Regions from separate parts of the Homo sapiens genome. Here region 2 is linked to region 1. Evidence: read pairs that join two places in POLR2A ChIA-PET (ENCODE). Cell type or tissue: OCI-LY7. All regions are shown on one strand. Each heading gives the region's core, and the rest is flanking DNA. Links, peaks and the distances in the headings are about the cores only. Region 1 overlaps PHF21A (PHD finger protein 21A). Region 2 has its middle 20 kb from the start of CRY2.

Region 1 (6,430 bases), core at 1,431-6,430:
TGAGGATGGGAGTCCTGCTTCCTGCCAGGGGTGCCCGGCAGAGGGACAGGGGCGAGGTTCACACAGAGCAAAGTTGCCTCCACTCAACAGAAGCCACGGGATCTGGAGAACCCAGGCCCTGGAAAATGCACCTGGGCCACCATCCATCTCATTACCCTAAGAGCCTTTTGCCCCTGGGTAAAAAGTCTCCTAAATTCAGCCCTTTAGATAAATAAGAAGGACCACGCCCTATAAGAGAATGAAGAGAGGAAACCACTGAAGAGTGTGTGTGAGCTGGGAGGTGACAGCCCAAGGGAGGCTCTGATGGCCCCAAGAGAGAAGTATCAGAGGTGGCTGGAGAGGCAGCCGTGCATGCGGAGACGGAAGCGTGCTGCAGACACGGTCACCCTCACGGAAACAGCTGTGTGTAACCACCTCCATGCACGCTGCCTGTTGGGCCTGAGCCAAGCAGCAGCAGGGACAGAGAGGCAGGTGTTGCAGGGAAACCAGGCACACGATGGTGCCAGCTGGAGGCTGCCAGGGCGGCCCCACCAGGGACTGCCCCTAACTGCCTCCCTATGTCAGGTACAACCAGCAGGCTTACCCCAAAGGGCCTGATAAGGAAGGAAGAAATCAAAACCCCAGAGGAGCTCAGCACAGGTGAGACAAGACCCAGCAGGCTCCATGAAAGAAAAAGGACCCACAGGCAGCAAGAATGCAGAGGTGGAGATGACAGCAACATGGCCTCACTGTTACCAGGATGCAGCGCCTGGACAGGAGCTGGCAGGGGACTCCCAGTCATCACTGCCACCAGGGCGCAGCGCCTGATCAGGAGCTGGCAGGGGACTCCCAGTCAGGGCCCAGTGGGCAGCCGCTCCAGCTCTCTGAAGTGACTACAAAGCCAGCTGGTCTCAAAAGTGGCTGTCAGAGCAGCTAAATTCTGGGCCGTGGGGAAAGAGCAGCGGAGGGAAGGAGGAGGAAGCAAGTGGAGGTGGCTGGGGTGGGGCAGTGTCACGAGCGTATGTCTCAGGTGGTCACAGGCCCCCCCCCCTCCCCGCCCAGGTCTGAGGGGACAGTGAAGGACAGGGAGATTGGGTGCCAGGGGCCTCTTCTTTACAGTAAAGCAGTGTTTTGGAATTTGAGTGCAGAATGTAGGTTTGGGGGCTGGGTTGCATCTCGTACTCCATACTAGCTGACTCCCAAAACAGCTCACATCTGAATGTCAGGAAGAATCCACAGCCCAGCTGCAGGCGAGGTCAGAATGTACCCGACACTGCTGAGGGCGGCAGGCAAAGCCCTGGTCAATTCCTAGCCCCGTCCTCCGACCCAAGACTCCTAAGGCAGCTCCTCTCTGAGCAAAGGCCTCTAGTGATGATGGTTTCCCAACTTCTTTCAGGAAAAGGTAAGTTAGGTGTTGTGTGGCAACCCCCAGATGGGCCCAGACAAGTTGAGGGGAAGAGCTCTAGACAGGGCAGACAGCCTGCTGCTGGTCTCTGATCCTCTGCCAACGATTCCTCCAACTAGTCCAGGCATCTCCAAGGCTCCCTGACTAGACACAGCACCTTGGTTTCTGAATGAGAAAAGGGAACTCTTTCCCCCTCAGCCAATCAAGCAGCCAGGGCCTAACTCTGAGGCCTGTTCAGCCTAACTTAATTCCTTCTTCTGAGGCCCCTGGGAAGATGAAAGGCGATGGCTGATAGAGATGAGACACATTTTACTCTAAGAAGTGTCTCTTCTCTGTTGCATTTGCTTTCAGATCTGTCTTTGTCTCTCTGGGCCTAATTGGGTGGGAGAGAAGCTGATAGGATCGTTTCTACCTCTCCTAGACTCTGGCCATTCCCAGGGCCTGGAGTGGGCTTGGGGGAGATGCTCCAGCAGGGCCAGGGTACAGAGCCTCCACCGCCCTCCCATCGGCCAGGGGCACGCAAGGGGCAAAGGTCTCCAGCGAGAGCACAAATCTGACACAATTTACTTCTGACAAGGCAAGATGAGAGAATGGTCTGAGTCTTTCACAACCCTGGTTTTCTCAAGGAGAGGCCACAACCGGCCAAGCCGAGGCAAGCGCAGCAATTCTAGCCCAGGGTCACCCAGGAGGCTTGTGGGTGGGTGGAGTGGAGTAAATTTCTGGTGCCTGGAGCCAACAGGCAGAGAAAGGAGTGGGAGCTTCAGACCTCTCCCCAAAGGCAAGACAGAGCGAAGGCCACGCTGGGGCTCTGTCTCAGAGACGTACCCTCAAAACATGTCACTCCTCCTCTGTTCTAAGCACCAAGGGCTGATGCAGCCAGCCTGTACTCCCGCACCCTCCTGTCACGGCCAGGGTGCGTGCGCACCACAGAGCTCCGCTGGCCAGTTCCCTCGGAGGTGTCCCCCAGGCACTCATAATGCTGGTGGCTGAAAGACCAAAAGCAGCACCAAAGGAAGGGATCTTATTTAGGCACCAGCCTTTTGCTCTAGCAGAATCTGAGAAGACCACGGGTAGGGCCCTGATACCATCCACGCTTCCATTTGGGCTTCACAACAGGAGACAAGATCCCTGCACCAAGAAGAGAGCACGGTCTTTTCTGAGGAGAGAGAAGGGTGGGGAGCTCCGCCTCTGTCCTTCAAGGAGACTGGCCCACCAGTCTAGAGACACACACACGGCAAAATGTCATCGTGATCAGCAGGGTCTGTGCTAAAAAATTATAACTACACGGCATTTTCTCCAGTTCTGACACCTTTTTAATAGAAATCACTGTTTTTAGGAAACAAATAGCACTTTTGTAATTTTTTTTTACAATGTTTCTTACCTTGATCTTAATTTAAGTAACACTAGGAAGACCTCAATATCTTTTATTTTCCTTTTTAATTTAAAAAAAAGTTTTTTTTCCCCAGATACAAAGATTTTTGCCCTTGCATAAAAAAACAGTGCCCGAACGATGACACAAGGACTCACAAAGACTCACGGGACCTCACTGACACTATGATTCCTACTCTACCATGCAAGGTCTTGGCTACCCTTAATTGGACTGTCAGCCTGAAAAACAGCTTTTCTATTCCTTATTTTAGTTTTTGTTACCAAGAAAGTAAAATGAACAGTAAAATAAAACTTTCCTTAAAGAAAAAAAGAACAAAAACAAAAATTAAAGAAAGAGAAAAGAAACGTCTCCATTCAATTCACACACACCTGGGTCGCGTGCTGCTTCACTCAAGATCTTCTCTTCTTATAAATATAGAAAAGGGATGGAGCTTGTTTTCAAGTAAAATCACTGATCCACCTTTTTTTCCTTCCTGGACACACACATCCTTCTTCCCTGCCTTGGGCAAGGGCCAGTGGCCCGGGCTCTGCTTGTTCTTGGAGAGGAGACAGCGGGATAACCACGGAGATGCGCGACTCACCAAGCAGGGAAGGAAGGAGACTGGGCAGGCTTCAGGAGTGGTGGGGTTACCGCGCAGGGAGCAGAGTGCAGGGGAGAAGAACCTACTGGCTGTTCTTGGTGTCAGTCTCCCCTTGCACGAGGCCCCCGCCAGAGGTGATTAAATACTGCTTATTTGATACACTGTCCCACCCCCTGCTCCCTCCAGCCACTCCCCTTCCCTCTTCTGGGCACTGGGGTTGGTGAAATCTCAATTCCTTTTTTTGGTTTTATAGTAGCGAAAGTTTAGAAACAGGAAAGCCCACACACTCTTTGGACTTGTCTTCTCTACCTAAACAAACGGCTCGGCAAGTAAGGATCTGAAACCTGCTCTCCTCCCTCCGCCCGTCCCTGCTCCCCACCCAAGAAAACAGAAACAAACCCATCGTGGCTGTGGAGGCTGCTGCAGGCACACACTGGTGTATAATAGAGAGAGTAAATATATTATTTCACTTGGCATGGTGCTGGCAAAGAACCTCCAGCTGGCACTATTTCATGTAACATGGTCCAATCTTTGCATGTACACACAGAATAAGAAGGATCAATTGGCAAACTCTGGTGCCACCTGGCACAAGCATCTTCTCTCTCTCTGGAACCAAAGAACCAAAAGAATTCTGCACTTTCCAGAAATCCGGCTTTGCTTTTCTAGAGTCTTCAGTGTTCTGTTCTCCTTGCCGCCGGGATCCCGTGGCTTCTCCTAGAGGGGCTCTGTTATTTAGTCTCTTCCCCCTGGTTACAGTTCGCTGTGCAGCTCTGGGAGGAGGGGGAAGGGGCCGGCGTGGAGGTGGCGGCATTGGCAGGGGGGGTGCAGTCCGGGCCATTGGAGATGGCCCCCACAGTGGCCTCAGAGTCTACAGGTTTGGAGAGGTCGATGCCGTGGATGAGGCGAATCAGCTGTTTTACCTTCTCCAGGGAGCTGTGCATCTCCTTCTGCCGGGCCAGGATGGTGTTCTTCATTTCCATGCATTTCTGCAGCAAATGACAAGGGCAGTGGCACTGAGCCGCCTGGTTTCTAACAGGCCTGGCAGCCCCTAAGAGCAGAGCGCCTTCTCTCTGCCCAGGGAGAAGAAGCTCTGCTGGCTGCTGTGCAGCCCCTGGGCCTTGCTGTGTTCCTCAGTGGAGTGGGCGGCTACCACCTAAGGAACAGGGCGGGTGGAGTGGGTAGGCTGGGGGGTCCCAGGTCCCAGAGGCAACAGAGGGAGAAAGAGCATGCGGGCACCAACACACAGGAGTACTAACGCTTAAAAACAAACCGGCAGAGCCGCCATCAGACTTCCAAACAAAGGTTGTTTAAAAAAAAAAAAAAAGTTCCCACAGCTGTCCTGCAGCCTGTTTAGGCAGGTTTTGATATGCTTCTGTCATGCTAACTGGGGAGCCTTCAGGACTGGACTGAGCTCTCCAGGGTGGAAAACACACAGTGCTATCTGGATTCCATCTGAGGGCAGCAGGAAGTGAGACGACAGGCCAGCAGCATTTAGGAGGATCGAAGCCCCAAGGACAAAGGCCTGCAGCCAGTACACCTTCTGCTCAGCCGGGGACTTAGAGTCTTTTGCCCTTTTGCCCTCAGCTTCCCACACCTGCTGGCTTCTATTTTAGGCAGGGAAAGAGAGGAAAGAGGTGTTAAATCTGCATGCCATGGGTAGGTATGGTGAGGAGGAGAAAGCAGGTAAGCAGGACAGTTCAACTGCCACCAAGTACAAGGCACCACCTGGTATCCATGAGGGCTGAGGTCACTTCACTCCAACAAGGGTGACCTACTCAATGGAAAAGAAGACTGGCTCCTTGCCTGGGAGAAGCCTCTGTCCCCCTGCTGCAAATACAACCCTCTTTCCCACTTGGACAGGCCGGGCTGGGCAGTACTTACTTCCAATACTTGTCTCTAGAAAGCCCGCTTCCTCACACTGGTCAGGAAAACCGGGAAATGCAATCAGCATGGTGTGGAAGAAAGAGCGAGGGAGGGCCGTACGGATGGGCCCACTCGCTCAGGTGACTAGGAAGAATCACACGAGGGGACCTGGTCTGTGTCTGCTCAGTGTCAGGTGAGGCGCTACACTCCCCCCACACACTGTCAGGAATACGCAGGGCCATGGCTACACTGTTGTAGCTGTTACTTATTCAGCCTGAAGACTGAAAATCCTCTCTCTGATTAAAGCCAAGAGGATGTTACAGAGCTTGGGTAAGGCACCACCTACCAACTGGCCGCCTGTACCTGAGGTCTGAACTCTAACTGGATGGCAAACTGCATTTGCCCAAGTTAATCACGTTAATAAACAGAAGGACCCGAAACAGCCTGGGGCCCACACGTACTGTTACGTATATTGGAAAGGCCTAGGTCTCTGCACCTATGTATCGACTGCTGAAGGCATGAGGTTTACTTACACTTATGGAATTGCTGAGCTGTTTCACCTTTTGCTCTAGTTGTTCTCGTTCTTGTTTTAAATCTGAACTCCATTTAAGTAACTTCTGTTTCTCTTCTTCTTTTGCTAAAAAAAAAAAAAAAAAAAAAAAGGAACGGTTTTTGACAATTAATTCTTTGAAATGTCCTCTGTGCTCAGAATGCCTGCCAAAGAAGGTATTTTCCCCAGAGCTCCCATGAGTCCTACAACCCAGTGCAGAGAATCTGCCCACCTGGACTTTTCCTTTTTCTGTGTACAGTATGCTAAAACTGTCAGTGGCTTGGGTCTGGCTTTACATAAATGAGATACCACATCTCATTTTCTTCCCCCAAGAAGTGCTACAGTCCAGGCATGATGGCTCATGCCTGTACTCCTAGGACTTTGGGAGGCCAAGGCAGGTGAATCACTTGAGCCCAGGAGTTTGAGACCAGCCTGGGTGACATGGCGAAACCTGTCTCCACCAAAAAATACTAAAGTTAACTGGTCATGGTAGTACACACCTATAGTCTCAGCTATTTGGGAGGCTGAGGTAGGAGGATCGACTGGGCCCAGGAGGAGGAAGCTGCAGTGGGCTGTGATCATGCCACAACACCCGAGCCTGGGTTGATACAGTGAGACCTTGTCTCAAAAAATAAATGAATAATAATAATAATAAATGCTACA
Region 2 (6,454 bases), core at 663-5,662, 110 kb before region 1:
GGGGACAGCAGAGCCTGCTGCGCCGCAGCTGCCCATCCAGGTGTGCTGGGAGCGTAGATGGAGTGTGGGTATGGGGAAGGGAGGGGCGATGGCAGGCTGTCACTACACACCCAGTGGGGAATTGATAACATTAGAGCTGGGAACCAGTTTGGAAGTCAGAGCTCAGCCCCCTGCTCTGCTGACAAGACTGAGACTCAGAGGAGCCTCAAGAAGGCTGAGGTCACAGTGCGATGGGGCAGAACCAGGACCAGAGCTACCCAGAGCCCTCCTCCCAGGCCAGTGCCCTTTCCATTGAGTATAATAATACTAATACTTTTTAAAAATTGCTCTGTCAGCCCGGTGCGGTGGCTCATGCCTAGAATCCCAGCACTTTGGGAGGCCGAGGCGGGCAGATCACAAGGTCAGGAGTTTGAGACCAGCCCAGCCAACACAGTGAAACCCCATCTCTACTAAAAATACAAAAAAATTAGCTGGGCATCATGGTGGGTGCCTATAATCCCATCTACTCAGGAGACTGAGGCAGGAGAATCACTTGAACCCAGGAGGTGAAGGTTGCAGTGAACCGAGATCACGCCACTGCACTCCAGCCCAGATAACAGTGTGAGACTACACCGCAAAAAAAAAAAAAAAATTGCTCTGCCACCCAGGCTAGAGTTCAGGGGCACAATCCTAGCTCACTGTAACCTTGAACTCCTGGGCTCAAGCAATCCTCCTGCCTCAGCTTCCTGAGTTGCTGGGACTACAGGTGCCAGCTATTATGCCCAGCTAATTTTTTTTATCTTTTGAAGAGATGAGATCTTGCTATGTTGCTCAGGCTGGTCTCGAACTCCTGGCCTTAAGCAATCCTTCTATCTCAGCTTCCCAAAGTGCTGGGATTACACAGGTGTGAACCACACCAATTATGCCCATAATTTTTAAAATAATAACTAATATTGTGTTGGGTACTCGCCACATGCCAGTTGCTAGTCTAAGAACTTGATATATATTCACATCTGAAACAGGTACTATTAACATCCCATTCACAGGTAAGGAAACCATGGCACAGAGAGGTTAGCAACATGTCCCAAATCACATAGAAAGGCCTCCCTCTCTGCACACCGAGAGACCAAATATACAAACGGACAATGGCCAAACCGTATATGATAATAGAACTCTTTCCTACAACCTCCATCATGATCAGCCCTGGAAACCAAACCACCACCTCTGCAGCAATTGGCCCAGAAGGATCAGGACTTGGTCAATGATTGCCAGTGACTGCCAGTTTCCTTGTGTCCCCCTGACACCCTCCCCACCAGTACAACCGCCACATCCAACTCAGGACCAATCAATCACGTAGGATGTCCAGCTTCTAGTTAGCTGCCTCCAGCACCCCCATGCCAGCAGCCTCCGGTGAGGGCACACCTGAAGCCTTCCCTTTTTCTCACTGCAAATCTTCCTCACTCTGCCTGACTTTGAGTCTTTGCCGAATATATGTAGTGGTGGCCAACTCCCTTGCTATGGCTCTGAATAAAAAGCCTCTGTGTGGTCTTACTTGTGTGGTCATTGTTTATTTCTTTTTCTTTTTCTTTTTTTTTTTTTTTTTTTTGAGATGGAATCTCACTCTGACACCCAGGCTGGAGTGCAGTAGTATGATCTCAGCTCACTGTAACCTCCGCCTCCCGGGTTCAAGTAATTCTCCTGCTTCAGCCTCCCAAGTAGCTGGGATTACAGGCATGCACCACCACACCCAGGTAATTTTTTTGTATTTTTAGCAAAGACGGAGTTCCACCATGTTGGCCAGGCTGGTCTCGAACTCCTGACCTCAGGTGATCCACCCACCTCAGTCTCCCAAAGTGCTGGAATTACAGGTGTGAGCCACCGTGCCCCGCCTGGTCATTGTTTATTTCTACACCCTCCACTGCCCATCAGCTTTCTGTCCAGGTACAGGCTGGCTCGGGAGGAAGACAGAATTCATTCTCAGAGGATTTTCAGGCAGGTGGAGGGTGCCTGTGGGCTGGGGGTAAGGCCAGCTGTCATTTCTACCAGGCCAGGGGTCTGGCACCCACACATCTTGCTCTGTAGCCACAGAAGGGTTATCTGATTTTCCAGCCAGCCAGTGAGTCCAGCCCTGCTGCCTCCCCAGGTCACAGTACCTTGGGTCCCTGCCTCACCTCATCTTTCATTCCCCTATGCCAGAAGGAGGGAGGACCTGCCCTTCTTGAGTGCCTAATATGTGCTGGGCCTGAGCTAGCCTCTTTACATCCTTCACTTCATTTAGTCCTAATCCTGTGAGGCAAGGCCATGTTTCCACTGCATTTGAGATACACTGGTTTTTAGCAGTGTATCCAAAATCACTTAACTTCCCCCATGCCTCTGTTTCCATGTCTATAAAATAGAGGGAGGGGCTGGGCGTGGTGGCTCATGCCTGTAATCCCAGCACGTTGGGAGGCTGAGGCGGGTGGATCACTTGAGGTCAGAAGTTTGAGACTACCCTGGCCAGCATGGTGAAACCCCGTCTCTACTAGTTAGCATTTCAAAGTCTCATTTGTTATCGGAATTAACCAGACAAAGAATGGCCATGCACCACCACCCACAGAATTGAGAAAGAGCTATCAATCTGTCAATCCTGTCCGTGTCCAGGCTGGGTGAGGTTTCCCGTGTTGAGATTGCAGTGAGCCAAGATTGAGCCATTGCACTCCAGCCTGGGTGACAGAGTGAGATTCCATCTCAACATAAATAAAATAAAGATGCTGGAAAAGATCCAGTGCCTCCAGGAAGCTGGGGGAGCCAAGTGGGCTCCTGGCCTTCACTCCTGCTTCAAGTAGGGCAGCTTTGGATGTGTCCCTTCGCACACGGAAGATATGCTTTAGACGTAGTTAGACTAACAGGGGTAGGGGGAGCCTTGCACACATTGGCCATAGGATTTCAGTGAGGGGAGTGAGTAGAAGTCCCTGTGGACCAATCTCTGATCTTTCATCCTCGCTGACATAGCCACAGTTTTATTCCTTTCTGTTCTGAGAAGACTTGGAGAAGGGAGAGGTGGCACTAAATCTCGATTCATGAGAATGAATTCTGATCATCCCAGCCTCCTTGTCAGTTATTAGTTTAAGCAGGATTGGCCAGTGAGGTATAAGAAGTCTACTAGTGGCTTCTGGAAAGGTTTTCTAACTCTTCAAAAGAGACACAAAACAGGAATGTTCCCTCTCTGGTCTCTTGAGGGATGCTCAGCATGATGGCTGGAGCTGTGGCAGCCATTTGGGACCATGACGGCAATCACTTTAGGACACCTGAGTCTTCGGTGACATCACTGAACTTTGGAACTAACTAACTTAGGCACCATTTATGCTTCTTTTAATATGTTTTCTCTCCCATGCTGCTGAAGTGTCTTAGCTGGCTTAGCTCAACATTTCTGTTGTGTGGTTAACACGGTCCTGTTCTAAGCCTTAAGAACCCATGACTAGAACAATGGGATGATGCAGCCCAGCGGGGCTTGAATTGAAACTATTCACCCAACAGCACCTGTCAGAGCAAGCTCCTGGGCACCTGCCTGGGTTCTCAACCTCCAACCAATCCCCTTCTTTTCCTTTTACTCTGTACTGTGCTTCTCAACCTATTCCCAGCCTTTCATTGGTTCTATGACTTCCCTGCTTCCCCTTGAACCAACCTAGGCTCCACTCCTGGACTTTCATCCACTCCTTGGACTTTCTGGTTAATCTGGGAAACAGTTCAGCCCCATTCAGCCTGATCCCAAACTCCTGCCATAATGCCTGCCCATTGGTTTTCCTGCTTACCTCCTCCCAGAAAAGTAAATGAGACACAGAACCCACACCTGAAACAACATGTATTTGAAAACCCCTGATTTAAAGCATACTCACTTTGGATGGAATCTCAAAGGGAGAGAAATGATTTAGAACAATACAATCAATTCAACCACCACCCCAGTGAATCAGTGGGTCCTGGAACCAACCCTATCAATCCTCTAAATCTCTAAATCTCGGGCTCTGGAATGGCATCATAGTCATGGAACTGAACATGAACCAAACCATATTCCATTTGTCTCTGCTCTCAACTCCCAAAACCTACTGGGGTAGGATCAACAGAGAAAAACACCGACCTTCATCTCTGTCCTAGAACTGAGAGCTCAAGCCCATCAGAGTTGAACTCTGGGAGGTAAGAGAACGTGCAGAGGATGTGAAGGTCGTCACCCCTCCTGAGGCCAGGCAGGCAACATGCGTGGGGAAAGAAGCCAGGGTGTGAGGCAACAGTATTGGTGGGACCTGTGAGAAAGTGGGGACCAGTGAGACCAGCAAAACGCCAAAAGTCCAAATTTTCAAAAATACTACCAGCTAAACTAGTTTGCCCCACTGGCCTCCAGTTTTCCAGCTTCTAGGCTTTGGAGTCAGTTGGCCCTGAAATGGAATCCCTGCTCTGCCATCTGTTGGCTATGTGACTTTGCAAGAGCAAGGTAACATCTCTACAGCCTCAGTTTCCCAGCCACTTCCTAGCTGTGTGACCACAGGCAAATGACTTGATGTCTCTAAGCCTTGGTTGCCTCATCTTAGAGTGAGGATCATCATAATTTCTATTCTAGAGGGCAGTGCAATGATCGGATGAGATAATGCATGCTGCATTGCTTAGCACATTGGCACACAAAGAGCAAGTGTGATTATTAGATGGAAGCTTCCAGGAGAAAGAATGGCAGGGCTTTTTCCCCTCTGCTATGTGGGCTCATGGATTCAGCTCTGACGCCTGCCAGACAGCCTTCTAGCCTGCTGGGTGGGAGAGGGCTGTGCTGGCAGGAACTAGAGATGCCTGGACCTTAGTGCTGCATCCATCTCTGATGCCCTCATCCCCTAAGTGGATCTCCACTCCTTCCCTGCTGCTGCAGTCTCAGGGAAGATGAAACTTGCTATCATAAGAGTGAATTCCTAATGAAAAGCCCAAAGGGGACAACTAGTTACATAAAGGAGGAAAGCAAGCTGGATGGAGACGATGGTAAACTAGACAGTTCTGCATGGGGGAGCCACTCCTCAGCTCTCATCATTTTTTGCCATTTGGGAATGTGGGCCTCAAAGGCTGGAATTTCTAATTTTGAAAGAGAAGCCGGAAATCTGAAAGTTTATGTGCAATTTCCTGAGTTTAAAAGAAGATTCAAATTTATAAAAGACTGTGCGTGTGGGCTGTGTGGCACATATGTGGACCAAATTCAGCCTCAGGCCATCATTTCACAGCCTCTTAGAGGATAAATTCTTTGGAAGCTTATCACATCAGTGAGAGGTCGAGTAGGACACAGAACCCACAGGGCAAAGGTGGCAGCATCTCTACCAACCAGAGCTAATGGGATTGTCCCTGTTTTCTGTCCCAGTTCAAATGCCCTTCTTTTTCCACCTCCACAGAAGAGAAGCTTCCCATAGGGGATTGGTCTGGCTGCTTCTACCATTTTCCAGCAGCCTGTAAATAAAAAACATTTACAGGCTCTCTGAGTGTGTGAAAGGTTTTACCGCCCTTCTCTGCTGTGTTGTTGCTAATGAGCAAGGCAGGGAAGCGGGAGAGAACTAGAGGAGTTGTGTGACGGTTGCTTTTGCTACTGCTGATAATAATAGTTATAATAACAAGTTTTCTGTTACAATAATAATAATAATAACAACAGGCTGGACGCAGTGGCTCATGCCTGTAATCCCAGCACTTTGGGAGGCCAAGGCCGCTGGATCACTTGAGGTCAGGAGTTCGAGACCAGCCTGGCCAACATGATGAAAACCCATCTCTACTAAAAATACAAAAATTAGCCGGGCATGGTGGCAGGCGAGCAGTGAGCTTGCAATCTGAGATCGTGCCACTGCACTCCAGCCTGGGTGACAAGAGTGAAACTCTGTCTCAAAAAAAAAAAGAAGAAAAAATAAAAAAATGAGTACTAACCATTTTGGCCCACAACAGTTTGGTGAGAGCCTTGGGGAATTCTTTGATACCTCAGGATCTGCCAAGCTTGGCTGTATGTTGAACCAGCTTGCCAGAGTCACCATGGGCCATGCATCCAGCCTGCTGAACCCCCTTCCTCTAATGGCGTCTTCACTTGCTCTTCCCAGGGAAGGCCAATGCACTTTCTATAAGGTGCCCCGAGTGATTAGAGCCTGCTAGAAAAAGTTGTCTTTGGTGTTGAACAGTTCTCCTTCCTCCTCCCAGGTGAGGCGGGCTCTGCCTCTGCTGTGTTTCTTTGCCTGGCTGGCTGGGATGCTTTACACTATGGTGGGGGCCCAATAATGGTAGCTTTTATAGGCCTGGGGTTCTTGGCATCAGTTTTGCCTCTTTTCGCTTTTTATCTTTTGGTGCCTTTATCAGTTTAGACTCCAGAAAGCTCAACTTGGAGGGCATAAACCAGGAGTCAGCAAACTTTTTCTGTAAAAGGGTAGATAGTAGCTCCTTTTGATTCTGTGAGCCGTGCAACTTTATAAGTCGCAACTCTGTCTGTGAAGCTCAA

What was found. Peaks named below come from ENCODE experiments on the same cell type or tissue, not always from the same donor. Only the 100,000 strongest peaks of a DNase experiment are listed, where the experiment ranks them.
Region 2: POLR2A ChIA-PET joins it to region 1 with 5 read pairs; 5 of 35 experiments call an interaction of 5 or more read pairs at or near these places.

Annotation. Positions count from the first base shown.
Region 1 is chr11:45,929,886-45,936,315 of GRCh38, forward strand. It overlaps PHF21A (PHD finger protein 21A), which reads right to left. Exons shown (of 19, transcript NM_001352027.3): 18 at 5,751-5,854; 19 at 1-4,340. The coding sequence ends at 4,083. Among named protein-coding and RNA genes, the nearest start is that of LARGE2, 10 kb to the left of the region's middle. RefSeq lists enhancers at 73-262, 613-702, 4,850-5,848. In OCI-LY7, for the core only: no CTCF peak of the experiment used is centred there; a DNase peak (open chromatin) is centred at 3,556; H3K4me3 peaks cover 2,926 bases; H3K27ac peaks cover 4,807 bases.
Region 2 is chr11:45,824,103-45,830,556 of GRCh38, forward strand. No RefSeq gene overlaps it. Among named protein-coding and RNA genes, the nearest start is that of CRY2, 20 kb to the right of the region's middle. In OCI-LY7, for the core only: no CTCF peak of the experiment used is centred there; no DNase peak of the experiment used is centred there.